Linked DNA regions of Homo sapiens: region 1 is linked to region 2. Evidence: read pairs that join two places in POLR2A ChIA-PET (ENCODE). Cell type or tissue: Caco-2. All regions are shown on one strand.

Evidence for each region. ChIA-PET counts read pairs that join two places held together with the same protein. Peaks named below come from ENCODE experiments on the same cell type or tissue, not always from the same donor. Only the 100,000 strongest peaks of a DNase experiment are listed, where the experiment ranks them.
Region 1: POLR2A ChIA-PET joins it to region 2 with 10 read pairs; 2 of 35 experiments call an interaction of 5 or more read pairs at or near these places.

Annotation. Positions count from the first base shown.
Region 1 is chr11:75,824,402-75,832,401 of GRCh38, forward strand. All of the region lies in intron 1 of UVRAG (UV radiation resistance associated), which reads left to right. Among named protein-coding and RNA genes, the nearest start is that of UVRAG, 13 kb to the left of the region's middle. RefSeq lists an enhancer at 15-94. In Caco-2, no CTCF peak of the experiment used is centred here; no DNase peak of the experiment used is centred here.
Region 2 is chr11:75,308,835-75,316,834 of GRCh38, forward strand. The region is part of intron 1 of ARRB1 (arrestin beta 1); the gene reads right to left. Among named protein-coding and RNA genes, the nearest start is that of MIR326, 22 kb to the right of the region's middle. RefSeq lists enhancers at 1-496, 4,805-5,721 and a silencer at 5,357-5,526. In Caco-2, no CTCF peak of the experiment used is centred here; a DNase peak (open chromatin) is centred at 3,399.

The sequences.
Region 1 (8,000 bases), 520 kb after region 2:
TTTTTGAAAGGAAAAGCTATGTTTATTTAGTGTTTACTTTAAAATGTCTCTACAGGATCACAATTCTTTGTGGTAGAAAATTCAGAAGTGAAACTGACTAGAAATAGAGCACAAGCAGAATTGAAACTAATAAGTTGGGCCTGAAGTGAAACGTATGGTAGAATGAAAAAAAATTAGATTTTCATAGTTTCCAAATGTGTATTTTTGATAAGCTGTGTATTTTTACCTGTCAGACATGTTACTGCTGGGGAGAAAAAGAAGTTTGTCATTTTTTTTTTTTTTTTTTTTTTGAGGCGGAGTCTCACTCTGTCGCCCAGGCTGGAGTGCAGTGGCACGATCTCGGCTCACTGCAAGCTCCGCCTCCCGGGTTCACGCCATTCTCCTGCCTCAGCCTCCCTAGTAGCTGGGACTACAGGCGCCTGCCACCACGCCCGGCTAATTTTTTGTATTTTTAGTAGAGATGGGGTTTCACCGTGTTAGCCAGGATGGTCTCGATCTCCTGACTTCATGATACGCCTGCCTCGGCCTCCCAATGTGCTGGGATTACAGGCGTGAGCCAGCGCGCCCGGCCAAGTTTGTCATTTTCAACGTACTGGAATGTGTACAGCTACAAACTGAAGGTGTTTTAGAAAAAGACATCTGTCTTATGAGAGAGGTTGAAACATTTTAGGTTTATGCTTTGTTTTAGGTTTAATGACATAAGTAATGTCTTTTTTTTTTTTTTGAGACAGCGTTACCCTGTTGTCGCCCAGAATGGAGTGCAATGGCACGATCTCAGCTCACTGCAACCTCTGCCTCCCAGGTTCAAGTAATTCTCCTGCCTCAGCCTCCCGAGTAGCCTCCCGAGTAGCTGGGGTGCCCACCACCCCACCTGGCTAATTTTTGTATTTTTAGTAGAGACGGGTTTCACCACATTGGCCAGACTGATCTCGAACTCCTGACCTCAGGTGATCCACCTGCCTCGACCTCCCAAAGTGCTGGGATTGCAGGCATGAGCCACTGTGCCTGGCCAGTAAAGTCTTATATTGTTAAATTTTTTCAATGCCTTGTACAGTATTTTAGCAGTTGCCTCCTTAGATTATAAAAGTAGACGAGTACACACAGAATGGAAACTTGACATTGGAATTTTACAATTCATAGTATACCTTCTTGATTTAGTATCACATAACCTTGTTTTCCATCTTATTTTAAGATGGAAACATGAATTTTGAATCATGGAATTTTGCAGATGCAAAACCTGAAGCCCTCTGAGGTGAAGCTATTTGCCTGGCCACAGACTTGTTCTAGCTATTTATTCTTGCCCTGGAGTATTTAGTAAAGAGTATTAGTTTAACAGATCTGTCTTGTGTCTTGTTCCTGCTTGTGGCAGAGAAATAAACAGAACCTGGGTCTTGTGAACAGTTCCACTGTTCTTGGCTGGGTGTGTTGAGAAGTTGTTTCTTTTTTTTTTTTGAGATGGAGTTTTGCTCTTGTCACCCAGGCTGGAGTACAGTGGTGTGATCTCGGCTCACTGCAACCTCCACCTCCTGGGTTCAAGCGATTCTCCTGTCTCAGCCTCCTTAGTAGTTGGGATTACAGGCGCCTGCCAGCACGCTCGGCTAATTTTTGTAATTTTAGTAGAGATGGGGTTTCATCACGTTGGCCAGGCTGGTCTCGAACTCCTGACCTTAGGTGATCCACCCACCTTGGCCTCCCAAAGTGCTGGGATTACAGGCGTGAGCCACTGTGCCTGGCCAAGAACTTGTTTCGTTTTCTTTCCTTTTTTTTTCTTTTAAGACGGAGTCTTGCTCTGTCGCTAGGCTGGAGTGCAGTGGCACGATCTTGGCTCACTGCAACCTCTGTCTCCTGGGTTCAAGTGATTCTCCTGCCTCAGCCTCCAGAGTAGCTGATATTACAGGTGCCCACCACCACACCCACCTAATTTTTTGTATCTTTAGTAGAGACGGGGTTTTACCATGTTGGCCAGGCTGGTCTCAAACTCCTGACCTCGTGATCCACCCGCCTCTGCCTCCTAAAGTGCTGGGATTACAGGCGTGAGCCTGGCCGAGAACTTGTTTCTTAAACTTCACTCGGTCCTTTGGCAACATTAGCCTCACAGCTTTGGGGATTTTAGGCTAGAACTGAAATGGAGGAGAGGCTGTATTTTAACGTTCTCTTTAAGGGCAGAGCACTCAGAGTCCACCCTCCCACGTCCCTTTTATGGTGTGAATTAGAGTGAAACTTTGGAATGTCCCTCTGGAGCTTAAATGATCAGTCTTCCTGTTTTGTCCCTGGGTACTTACCATGCCTATCTTTTTTTTTTTTTTTTTTTAAATGTTCTACTTAAGAACTTCTGTTCTCTGCCTCTTTAAGTTTCTGAAAGAGTAACCATCTGGTTTTTTGATGGTTTTATTCTGTGTAATATTTGGTGTTGATTGCTGTAGACCCTATGTGGTAGTAATGTTATTAGGCATTTTACTTATCCATTCTTTGTGAAAACTCCAGTATAGTGTGCTTATTGATTGAGAGGCTGAGACTGATAATGCTGAAGTTGAGCATCAGAACTTACCACTTTGGAGTCTCACTTTGTTGGTCCATTGAAATAGCTGGCGTTTTTTCCTACTGTGGTTTTTATAATGTCCAAAAGATGCAGTCAGACATTTTTGAAAATAATGAGGAACACCAGGAAGCTGAAACTAGCAGCAACCTTTGGCTTTTGTCAGTAGACTCCTGGGAAAGAAAAAAGGGAAGACATAAAAGTAAAAGTGAGAATCAGACTTAATAGATCATAAAAGTAAACATGAGAATCAGGCTTATGATCTGTTTTTTTTTTTTCTCCAGGAAAAATTTTATACTCTTTAACATGAGTGTAGCTTTTGTGATTAAGGGTTTAACAGTGAATACAAGTAATTCGTGTGTTCATATTAGCGTATGTTAAAACTAATTCTGGGCGGGGCGCGGTGGCTCATACCTGTAATCCCAGCACTGGGAGGCTGAGGCAGGTGGATCACCTGAGGTTAGGAGTTCGAGACTAGCCTGCCCAACATGGCGAAACCCCATCTCTACTAAAAATACAAAAAATTAGCTGGGCGTGGTGGCGGGCACCTGTAATCCCAGCTACTCAGGAGGCTGAGGCGGGAGAATTGCTTGAACCCAGGAGGCGGAGGTTGCAGTGAGCCGAGATCACGCCACTGCACTCCAGCCTGGGCGACAAGAGCAAAACTCCGTCTCAAAAACAAACAAACAAACAAACAAAAAACTAATTCTGAGTGCAGGATAGGAAAAACTGAGAGCCATTTATTCAATAGATACTTTTAAAGTGCCTTGTTTGAATTGTTAGGCACAGGATTCGGAACTGTATGTCTTGTGTCTGCCAGCCTACTTACATCTTTCAGGGGATATGAACTATTTCCTTCCTTAATTCCAATCATTCTTTTGTATGAGAGCTAATCCAGAAAACTAAACTTTTAAACAATACAAAATAAAAATAATCTTGCTTAGGATTTTGAAAAACCTTTTTTTTTTTAACGTTGTCTCCTTTTAATGAAAATAAGACTGTCCTCAAGAAAATCAGTATTGCTTTCATCCACTAAGATGTTAATATCTAAGTATACATGAGAAGTAGCAACATGAAGAAAGCTTTCTGGTTTTTTATTCTGAAAATAGATTATGAAGCAAGGTTGGCAGGTAGGCTGTGGGGTGCTCATTACAGGTCTAGGATAATTTACAGGACTATACTCATTACAGGATAGAATTGGTACCATTATAGAATTATATATGTATAGTAGATATTTCAGACTTGTTTTCATGAATTGACTTATTGGAGTTTATTCTACATGGAGTGTGTTTAATATAAATATAAAAATAAAGAGTAGCTGCCCAGGTGCTCTGGAGTGATTGGTTGACTGGTGATAGTCATACACTTCTATCAAAAACGTCAGTATAAATTGGGTGCCGTGCTATGCACCTGTAATCCTAGCCTACCTGGGAGGCTGAGGTGGGAGGATTGCTTGAGGCCAGGAGTTTGATTCCAGCCTAGGCAATATAGTGAGACCCCCATCTCTAAAAAAAAAAAAAAAAAAGACACCAGTCTGATGATGATGATAATGATTAATTAATTTTCGGAGACAAGGTTGCCCAGGTTGGAATGCAGTGGCGCAATCATGGTTCACCTGCAATCTTGACCTCCCTGGGCTTAGGTGATCCTCCTGCCTTAGCCTCCTGAGTAGCTGAGACTACAGGCACGCACCACCATGCCTGGCTAATTTATATGAATATAAATAAATATATAAATATATACACATATACATGTGTGTGTATATATATATATGTGTATATATATGTGTGTGTGTATATATATATATATACACACACATATATATATATATATATATACACACATATATATATATATATATATATATATTTTTTTTTTTTTGTAGAGACAGGGTTTTGCTGCTGGGACTACAGGTGCGCATGGTGCGCGCCACCATGTCTGACTAATTTTTGTAGTTTTTTTTGGTAGAGATAGGGTTTTGCCATGTTGCCCAGGCTGGTCTCAAACTCCTGAGCTCAAGCAATCCGCCCACCTTGGCCTCCCAAAGTGTTGGGGTTACAGGTGTGAGCCACTATGCCCAGCCAGTCTGGTTATTAGATGAGGACACTGTAGAGTTGCAGAATTTCTTTTTGGTTTCTTTTTTTGAGACACTGGGTCTCATTATATTGCCCAACGTCAGGCTGAAGCATAGCGGCTATTCACAGGTAATGCACTACAACCTCGAACTCCTGGGTTCAAATGGATCCTTCTGCCTTAGCCTCTGGAGTAGCTGGGACTATAGATGTGTGCGACTGTACCCAGCTAAATTGCAGAATTTCTTAACTGCAAATTAGTGCATTTTTTAATATTATACAACTACCCAAAAACTACTAAAAAATTAGAAAGCTGCTTCTCATGTATACCCAGACATTAACATTTTAGCAAATGAAAGCAATACCACTTGTCTCAGTGACATTCTTCTCTTCATTAAGGTATCCTGTAAAGATCAGTGTAATTGAAAGACTTTCTTAACTATGACCCATTTTGTTTGGCTTCTTAAAGTTCATTTGAGTAATTCCTCACTTACTTAAAGTTGCACAAATGTGAATGCTTGTAAATGCCAGAGACTGTTTAGGTGCTGGAAGTAAAACAGCAAGCAAGACAGAGACACTGCCTTCATGGACCTAACCTTCTGGTGCATGAGAGACAAGGTGGTTAGCAAGCTTTTCTGTGAAGGACCAGATAGTGAACATGTTTCTGTCTCAGCGGGCCTTCTAGGGTCTTAGTAGCAAGTACTCAACTGGTTGCTGTAGTGCAGAAACAGCCCTATACTATATGTAAACAACTGAGTGTGGTTGTATTCCAGTAAAAGTTTAAGGATACTGAAATTATTAATTTTCATGCCATGAAATATTTGTCTTCTTTTTCTTTTTACTTTTTTGAGACGAAGTCTCACTCTGTTGCCCAGTCTGGAGTGCAGTGGCACAATCTCGGCTCACTGCAGCCTCCACCTGCTGGGTTTAAGCAATTCTCGTGCCTCGGCCTCCCACGTAGCTGGGACTACAGGTGCGTGCCACCATGCCTGGCTAAGTTTTGTATTTTTATTAGAGATGGGGTTTTGACATGTTTGCCAGGTTGGTCTCCAGCTCCTAACCTCAAGTGATCTGCCTGCCTCGTCTTCCCAAAGTGCTGGGATTACAGATGTGAGCCACTGTGCCTGGCCAATTAATTGGTATTAAATTCCTTCTGGGTATCAGATACTGCATTATACTCTAGTGTACTTCTTTCTCCAACTTCTGTTATTCTTGGAATGCCAGAATATCTTTGAATATGGTTTTGAGGCTTCTTACAGCAAGTAAGTATTCTTTTTTTTTTGAGACAGTCTCGCTTTCGGCCAGGCTGGAGTGCAGTGGCGTGATCTTGGCTCACTGCAACCTCTGCCTCTCGGGTTCAAGCGATTCTCCTGCCTCAGCCTGCCGAGTAGCTGGGACTACAGGCGCATGCCACCATGCCCGGCTAACTTTTTTTGTATTTTTAGTAGAGACTGGGTTTTACCATGTTAGCCAGGATGGTGTCCATCTCCTGACCTTGTGATCCACCCGCCTCCGCCTCCCAAAGTGTTGGGATTACAGGTGTGAGCCACTGCGCCCGGCCGTAAGTATTCTTTAATATGGTGTCATAAGAAGACTTGTTATAAGGCTGGTCCTGGGTATAACTAAGGTAACTTTGGAAAAAGTGCTTTGTTCTAGTCCTCAGGTTCTTAAGCTTTACAGTGAGAAGACTAGGTTATCTGTAGCTCTGTGCACATTTTTAACCTCTGTGTGCCTCCATTTCCTCAATTGCCAAATGCTTTTGTCTCGAATACTTTCATTCTACAAATACTGTGTTCAGCTCTGTTCTACAACATTATTAATTCAACAGTTAATTTTTGAGTTTCTACCATGTATCCCACAGTGGTTAAGAATATGGACACTAGAGCCTGACTGCTTGTGTTCAAATCCTGGTCCAGCTATTTTCTACGTGCCTAAACTAAGTTAGGCAACCTAGAAGTTATTTAATCTCTGTGTGCCTCAGGGAGACTCAGGTAAAATGGGCATAATAATAGCCTACCTTGTAGGGTTGTTGAGAGGATTAAGTGTGTCATAAATTTCCCTAAAAAGGTGCTTGGTTTATAGTAAGTGTTCAAAAAATGTTAGCTGTTGCTACTGTCATTGCTATTCCCATTTGTCAGGCACTGAAGATACAGGATAAGCGTGTCCTTGCCCTGGAGGGACTCATAATCTAGTGGGTGGCCGGGAACGGTGGCTCACACCTGTAATCCCAGCACTTTGGGAGGCTGAGGCGGGCAGATCACGAGGTCAAGAGAGTGAGACCATCCTGGTCAACATGGTGAAACCCAGTCTCTACTAAAAATACAAAAAATTAGCCGGGTGTGGTGGCAGGCGCCTGTAATCCCAGCTACTTGGGAGGCCGAGGCAGGAGAATCACTTGAACCCGGGAGGCGGAGATTGCAGTTAGCCAAGATCGCACCATTGCACTACAGTCTGGGCAAAAAGAGTGAAACTCCTTCTCAAAAAACAAACAAACAAAAAAAAAAAACAAAACTAGTGGGTAAGACAAATATGTCACTAGGCCATTTTAGTGTAATATAAGAGATGATTCGAAAAAAGTACTGAGATGGGAAAGATGGGAAATGCATGCTAGCAGAGGGACCAGCTTGAGCAAAATGGTAAGAAGGTGTAAAAAGGAATGGCAGATAATTGAGGCCAGAGTTTAAGGAGCTTAGAGGAGGACGGTGGAAACAAGGAGCTGGAGAGTACAAATGCCTTTTGATTTATGATGGGGTTATGTCCTGATGAACCCACTGTAAATTGAAAATATCGCTAAGTCAAAAGTGCATTTAATACACCTAACCTCTCGAACACCGTAGCTTAGCCTAGCCTGTGTTCTCAGACACTTTCCATTAGCCTATAGTTGGGCAAAATCGTCTGACACAAAGCTGATTTTTAAAAAAGCATTGAATATCTCATGTAATTTACTCATGTAATTTATTGAATGCTGACCTGAAGGTGAAAAACAGGATGGCTGTATGGGCACTCCATGTACGATTTCTACTGAATGCATATTACTTTCACACCATCATAAAGTAAAAACATCATTAAGTCAAACCGTCCTAAGTCAGGGACTGTCTGTACCTAGGACAGTCTGTGCTGTTCCACTTACAACACTTCTGACAACAAATATGTTGGGTTTTCCCCCCAACATCAACCAATTCTTTTACACCAGCTGGGTATCCTTGTGTTCAGTTCAATTCTGATGCTATTTACCCGGAGTTATGACCTACAAGTTAAGGGCCCAGTCCCACAAGGCTGCTCCCACAGACGTCAGTCCCAAGTCCCGGTCGCAGGCCTCCTGTACTTCTCAGCTATCAGCTATAAACTGAAGGTTACCATGACCTTCTCCTTGTGTTCAGTAATTTGTTAGA
Region 2 (8,000 bases):
AGTGAGCCTCCCACCTCGGCGTCCTGAGTAGCTGCAATTACAGGTACATGCCATCATGCCCAGTGATTATTTTAAGACATACCATTTGTTAATTTGTCATGTGCTAGGTACTTTAAATATTTATGTTTAATCTCAAGGATAACTCAAGGAGAAAAAGCCAGTATCCTCATTTTACAGAATTGGAAACTGGAGGCTAGGGAGGGGAAGAGAAAAGTTACCCAGTTCAGGGGAGGCAACGCCCGCCTGGCGGCCCCAAAGCCCCTGCTCCTTTTCTGGCCCACACAGCTCCCTGTGCTCTCAGAAGGTGGCCTGGGGAGGCCAGAGGCCCACAAATGGGCGCAGCCAGCATCAAAGTGCTCAGGCAGCCTGCCTGGTGGGCCTGACCCCACATTGCAGGGATCCCTGGAGGAGAGGGCCCAAGCCCTGCTCCCTCAGGGAGCTTTGCCAGGCCTCTCTGAGGGCACCTATTTCACACCCCTGCCTTGGTGGGAATCATTCATTTGAGAACTTGCCCCCCAGGATGGGAGCTCCTCCAGGGCAAGGCCTGTGCTTGGCACAGAGAAGGTGCATCATAAAGGAGTTAAGGGCACAGGCTTAGGGTCAGGCAGGCCTGTAGCCTCATCACCCTGCAACGCAGCCGTCTTGAGTGAAATGAGGCCCTGGCACAGAGTTGGAGCTCTGTGAATGGTGAGAATACTAACCCCTACCACAGCAAGCGGACCCACTGGTGGCCTTGGGCAGGTCCTTGTCCATCTTGGCTTCAGCTGGCTTACGTGCTGTCACTGGGGGTCACATTACCTCACAGGAGGCTAGGTAGGTGGGAGGAAATAATGGGTATATGAGGAGTCCTGGGGAGACCAGAGTGCTGAGCAGAGACAAAGGCCTGATATTAGGACAAGGCTGAATTATTGAGCATTTTAAATAAATGCATTTCCATTACTTCCAAGAATACACAGGCCTTGCAGATAAGGTGGGCACAGCAAAGCCAACCAAGAGCAGCTGTGCCTCAGTGAGGCAGGGAGCAGGGGAGGAGCATTCTAGAGCATCTCCAGACCATTCCCCAGACATACACTGGGACTTGGTAATATGCAACCCCCAAACCTTCCACTTGCTCCTCAAAACAGTTCCCTTTTATGGCTTCAGGAGGGGTAGTAAGAAGCCCGCAGGAGGAACGGTGCTGGCCCTCTTAGCCACCAACCTATCTGGAGTGACCTTCCCAGAACCAGCTCTGCCTGCCACAACCTAGAAGCTCAAGCCATCTGATCCCAAACCTCGGGGAGAACTGCGCAAATGGAAATCGATGTGGGGAGCAATGGGGAATGGGGTCTCGCTCTCTCCCCTGGTATTTAATGGCTATGTTTGGACATGGCATCTTACCTTTCCTGTCCTCACCTGGATAATAGGGCAACACAGCCTGCTCCAGGGTGTTGAGGGGGATGAAAGGCCAACGTCTGTATGCGCCTGGCATGTAACCTGGGTTCAACATAGGTAGGTGAGTGCACTGAGAGGCACTGGGAACACCAAGGGGAACAAGGCCATCCAGGGCCCTGCCTCTGTGGGGCTTAAAGTCTAGCAGGGGGGAAAAGGTATAAGGAATCGCATGTAAGAACACCTGCAGGAAGCGGAGGAGCCTTTGGTCACCATGCTACATTGTTTCCAACATTTATTTTATACTCTCTGTGTATCCAACCGGCACCAGGCAGTGGGACACAGGCTTCCCACGGGGTTTGGAGTGTGGTGGATGAGCTTACGGAATGTGCTTCCTTAAGACCTAGATGGCCTTTCCTTCAGCACCTTCCTTTGGCTCACATTTCACCCTCATGAGGAAACCTCATGAGCAACTCAGCCCCTGTGCTGTCTGATTATCAGCAGGAGGCAGTGGGCATGGGCATTCATGCCACAGAGAGAGAAGGACCTGAATGATTTGGTTGCCTGCTTTTAGCTCAGGTTCATGTGAATCTGATTGAGTCAGTCATGTGGTCTGCTCAATTCTAAGGGCTGGACTGACATGTGGCAACTTTGTACAGGCCAGACCCCAGGAGGCCGGCTCCCCAATTGCCTTTGCCACACTGCCTCTGTCCCACCACAACCACAGTGACCTTAAGGAGCAGAAGGGTCTGTTACAAATGTACTGCCCACATAGGGTAGGGGAGACAGATGTCCAAACCAATACCCAGCCTACCAAAGGCACCCTATGAGAGGGTTATAAAGAGACCACAGGGCCAGGCGCGGTGGCTCATGCCTGTAATCCCAGCACTTTGAAAGATCAAGGCAGGCAGATCATCTGAGGTCAGGAATTCGAGACCAGCCTGACCAACATGGTGAAACCCCGTCTCTACTAAAAATACAAAATTAGCCTGGCGTGGTGGCACATGCCTGTAATCCCAGCTACTTGGGAAGCTGGGGCAGGAGAATCACTTGAACCCGGGAGGCACAGGTTGCAGTGAGCTGAGATGGTGCCGTTGCACTCCAGCCTGGGCAACAAGAGTGAAACTCTGTCTCAAGAAAATATAAAAATTAAAAAAATTAAGAGGCCACAGCAATTCCGAGAAAGGAGCAGCTCCATTCTTTCTGGGATGGGCAGGGGGCTGTTGAGAAAGTTGCAGAGAGCAGGTGACATCTGAGCTGGACTTGAAGCACAATGAAGAGTTTGTCAGATTGTCAAATTGCAGAAGAGAACGTTAAAGGAACAGGCTATGCATGGAATGCACATCCTTACATAGCAGACTGCACATTTCAAAAATCAGTTCAAAATCACAATCTCGTTTCACCCTCTCAAATCCCATAATGGTGTTATTAACTGCCTCTCCCACGGCCCTCCACCTGCCACACACAGGCAAACAAAAAAAGTAAGGTCCAGTGAAGGCAGATGGTGAGCCCCAGGGCAAACAAACGGTGACTGATTTCTGAGTAGAGGGAAGTGAGGGGTGGACTCTGGCTGAAATGGTCCTCTTCTCACTGAAGTGGGGGATTCCTGAATTCCTGTCCGGCGGCAGCACCCCACTTCGGCCCCTGCTGGCCTGTGACACCCTCCTCTCATCCCCAGCATACACACACACTCCTCCGGCCACCAGGGCCTGTCAGAAGGGGCTGGCTGAGAGGGGACGGCCGGCAGAGGAACCAAGCAGCAGGGCCTGGGCCGAGGGGCTGGGAAAAAGCTGACCGTTCTCGAAGGCCCAGATCGGAGGCCCTGCCCAGCCTCTTCCCCTCCTCTAAGTGCTGATCACCTCAGCCTCTCCCGCTGCAAGTCTCCTTCCATGGCCTCTCCTCTCCCATCTCTTGCAGTGGCTGCTGCTGGCCTCTCCCTTCTCCTTCCTCCACCCTCGCCCTCCCCGGGGAGTGGTGAGCTCAGCCTTTCCCAGCAGCCGTCCCTAGGAATGATGGGAAATGCACCGCCAGGAACTGAGAACAGGCCTGCCCCTGGGAAGGAGTGGGAGAAGAGGCGTCAGGGACAGGGCTCAAGTCTGCCACTTCCTAGGACCCCTGACCGCCGAAGGGACAGTCTGCCTGTGTGTACTGCACGCTGGAAGGACATGGGCTCAGACTGTGTGGACTGCCAGGGACCTTGTCTTACAGATGGGGAGACAAAGGCCCCAGGAGAGGAGAAAGGGGACTGACTGCCTGTCCCAGGCATTGGGAGCCTTTCATTGTCTCATGTCATCCTCACAACTGCTCTGCAAGGTGTGTGTGGTAGGCTGAGTAACAGCCCCCCGAGATGCCCACATCCTAATCACCAGAGCTGTGGCTGTGTTGGGTCATGTGGTAGAAGAGATTCTGCAGATGTGATTTTGTTCAGGGCCTTGAGATGGAGAGATTATCCTGCATGACCTGGGTGGGCCCAATGTCATCACAAGGGTCCTGACAAGAGGGAGGCAGGAGGGTCAGAGAGAGTAAAGGCAATGGGGTGATGGAAGCATTGAAAGACAGACGAAAATCTACACTGCTGGCTTCAAAGCTGGAGGATGGGGCTGGGAGCCAAGGCATGCAGACAGCTTCTGGAAGCCAGCAGAGGCAAGGGAATGGATCCCCGCTAGAGTTTCCAGAGGACACAGCCCTGACAACCCATTTCAGGACTTTGGACCTCCAGAAGTGTAAAGAATATATTTGTGTTGTTTTAAGCCACTAAATATATGGTAATTTGTAACAGGAGTAATAGGAGACTAATACGACAGACATTCTTATTCCCATTCTGCGGACCAGGAAACTGAGGCTCACAGAAGGCTCATAACTCCCTCAGGCCAGGTGTGGTGGCTCACACCTGTAATCCCAGCACTTTGGGAGGCCAAGGCGGGCAGATCACTTGAGGTCAGGAGTTCGAAACCAACCTGGCCAACATGGTGAAACCCTGTTTCTGCTAAAAATACAAAAATTACGGGCGTGGTGGCTCTTGCCTGTAATCCCAGGTACTTGGGAGGCTGAGGCAGGAGAATTGCTTAAAGCTGGCAGGTGGAGGTTGCAGTGAGCTGAGATTGAGCCACTTCACTCCAGCCTGCGTGACAGAGTGAGACTCCATCTCAAAAAATAATAACAATTATAATAATAACTCCCTCAGGTCCTTCGGGAATCTCTATGGGCTCTTAAGGTTGGGGGCCCCTCAGCCAAGGCTTCAGGCTAGGGGGAGAGTCTGAGGAGGAGGCAGCGGTCTGCCACTGTAGGCTAAGGCTGAGGACAAGAGAGAGAACTGGAGAAGGTTAAGCTTTGTGCCTTATTACAGCTGGGCCCTTCCAGATCCCGTGACTAAGAACTGCCATGTCCTGACTGAGAAGCAGGGAGGCGTGTGACACACAGGAAGGGCCCTGGCTGTGCAGCTGGGATTGGCTGGCTGAGTGTTTGCCGGATTAACTGAGATGAAATGAAATCCCCTACTTAGCTCTTGGATCCTGATAAAACCCCTGTGAGGAAATTCCTTATCCCTCTGCATTACTGGTAAGGAAAATTGGTCCCCCGGGTTAGTGACTGGCCCAAGTTCTCCCAGCTAGTAAGCAGTGGAGTCTGGGTATTCATAATGAGCAACAGAAAAAGCATCACAGCCAGGCCTGATGGCTATTGAGTGCTTCTTACGTGCCTAACACTGCCTTAACAGTTGCAGGCATTTTCTCAGTCATTCCAGATGCAAACCTGATCACGTGCCTCCTCTGCCTAAAAACTCTTAACCGCTCCCAAGAGCTCTTCACAATCTGGCCTCTGTCCAGCCTCCAGCCTCCCTCCCACCATGCTCCCTGCCCCCACACACCCTCCAGCCACACTGACCTTGGTCAGTTCCCTGGAGCCACCAACTTCCTTCTCACTTCGGGGTCTCCCACAGGACTCCAGTCCCACCAGCCTGGGGCCCCACTAACACAGGGTGGAGAAACCATGGGTCCTGGCCACCTCTGCTCCCCATTGTGTGTAAGGAAGGGATAGGGCCAGGGGTCAGCCCACAATGGCAAGGGGCCTGGGAGGCTGGAGTCAAGAGGGCCCAAGTCAGCCAGTCATCTTCTTAGTAAAGATAACAGCAGACTGGATGCCGCAGGGCATGGTGGCACAGCTCCCAGGGATGCCCCCCCTCCAGCAGAAATGCAGACCCCAGGACACTGGAGCAGAGGGGGTTTGTGGAACACAAGGTGTCCCCTTAAGAGCATGCATGGCAACATGAGGCCCACAGAAGGGCAGGACTTGCTGCAGGCCCCAGAGTGTCACTCTGGGAGTCAGGTCAGAGCAATGGTTAAGGCTTTGGGATCTGCCACTCACTAGCTGGGTAACTGAACCTCTGACTCTCGTCTCTAACAACAGCACGTTTTTTTTTCTTTGAAAAAAAACTTTGTTGCCCAGGCTGGAGTGCAGTGGCACCATCACAGCTCACTGCAGCCTTGACCTCCCCAGGCTCAGGTGATCCTCCCACCTCAGCCTCCCAAGTATCTGGGACTACAGGCATGTGCCACACCACCACACCCAGCTCATTTTTGTATTTTTTGTAGCGATGGGGTTTCACCATGTTGCCCAGGCTGGTCTCAAACTCCTGACCTCAGGTGATCCACCCGCCTCGGCCTCCCAAAGTGCTAGGATTACAGGCGTGAGCCACCACGCCCAGCCAACAGTGCCTTTCTTCACTGATGCATGTGGAGCACCTGGTTCAGTGCCCGGTGAACAGAGAGGCCCGTGGTAGATGACAGCTGCTCTTTCCATTGAGAGAGCAGGGCCTGCACTCGGGACGCCTGGGTCCCAGTTAGTGCTGCTTCCACCACCACCACCACCACCCCACGCTGCGGGATGGGGGAGATCACCCGCTGTAGTGAATTTTAACAATTTCATGTTGCTTGGGCACCCACTCTGAGTATGTCAGACTTTCTCGTACCAGAAGCAGGGCTCAGTCACCCTTGACACAGCTTCCAGTGCTCGGCCTCCTCCCAGTTCCTCAATGTGATCCATCCAGGTATCTGCCTTATGCAACCTCCTCCTGGTGACCACCTCGCTATGGGACAGCCAGACAGAAGCCACCTAACTTGCCCATTGACCCCCACACCCACATGGGCTACATGGATTTGCCGCAGTGACCCCCCTCAGTCACCATGCCTTATGCCTGCTTGCTCTAATCCCAGCAATTATATTTACCCACAGAAACTGCGTGGGTAACATCTTGCACCCCAACAAAGCCTCCAGTCCACAGGTCCTCCCATCTCTCTCTTGCTCCAACTCACTGGCTAAGCACGGGGTCCCAGGCAGCTTCCCGCTGCCCTCCCCTCTGTGAGTAATACTCTGCTTCTGTTATTTCCTGGGTTTTGCTGGCTACTTCCTCAGTGTCTCACCTGACCACGTACTCTCCTAGAGAGTGGTTTTCTTGGTAGGAATAAACGGACACAGGTCAGAAAAGAGCCACAAGGCGCCTTCCACTATAAGCCAGTTTCCTGTGAGAGAGACACCTGGTCACGGCTGGATACTTAGGCATCAGACCATCCACCAGGATAAAGAAGCATCTCATGAAAGGCACACTGTGGACCCCCACAAACACCTGCCCTGGAACTCCGTCAGCAGGGCTAGAATTTATAGCCATTCTCAGAGAGAGACCTCAAGACCAAATTAGAGGAAAATACACTCACGCCACCCCTACTCTATGATATAGCTGGGTGGGTTTAATTAACCCCTCAGGTGGGACCCAAACAGGGAGGACACCTGGAGAGGTGGCACTCAGCTGTTTCTGGAGCCTCTGCTTCTGGGCCTCAAAGCTGGTTACAGGTGGGGTGCCGTGGCTCATGCCTGTAATCCCAGCACTTTAGGAGGCCGAGGCAGACAGATCACCTGAGATCAGGAGTTCAAGACCAGGCTGGCCAACATGGTGAAACCCCGTCTCTACAAAAATACAAAAATTAGCCAGGCATGATGGCGGGTGCCTGTAATCCCAGCTACTTGGGAGGCTGAGGCGGGAGAATTGCTTGAACCCGGGAGGCAGAGGTTGCAGTGAGCCAAGATTGCACCATTGCACTCCAGCCTGGGTGACAGAGTGAGACTCTGTCAAAAAAAAAAAAAAAGTGCTGGTTATGTCCTTATCTCCTCTGGTCATCTATAGAAAAGAGGTGATCGGCTTCGTTTTCCTTACAATTAAAGGAAGGGGCCAGCACTGCCCCAGCAGAGTGAGCCTAGGCTAGAGGAACTCCTAATTCAAAACTGAGCTCCCTACTTGCAAACCGACAGAAGGGAAAGAGGAATGGACTATTCACTGAGCACTTCCAGCGGGTGGGTGTCATGGGAACCTGCCATGAAACATCTCGCTTAAACCCCACAACAGCACAACGAGAGGGGCTAGGCAGTAGTCCAGTCCCATTTTGCCAGGCACGATGGCTCACCCCTGTAATCCCAGCAACTCAGAAGACACAGGCAGGAGAATCATTTAAGGACAGGAGGTCAAGACCAGCCTAGGCAAGACAGTGAGACTTATCTCTTTAAAAAAATTTTTTTTTAATTAAAAAAAATAATAGGCCAGGTGCAGTGGCTCACGCCTGTAATCCCAGCACTTTGGGAGGCTG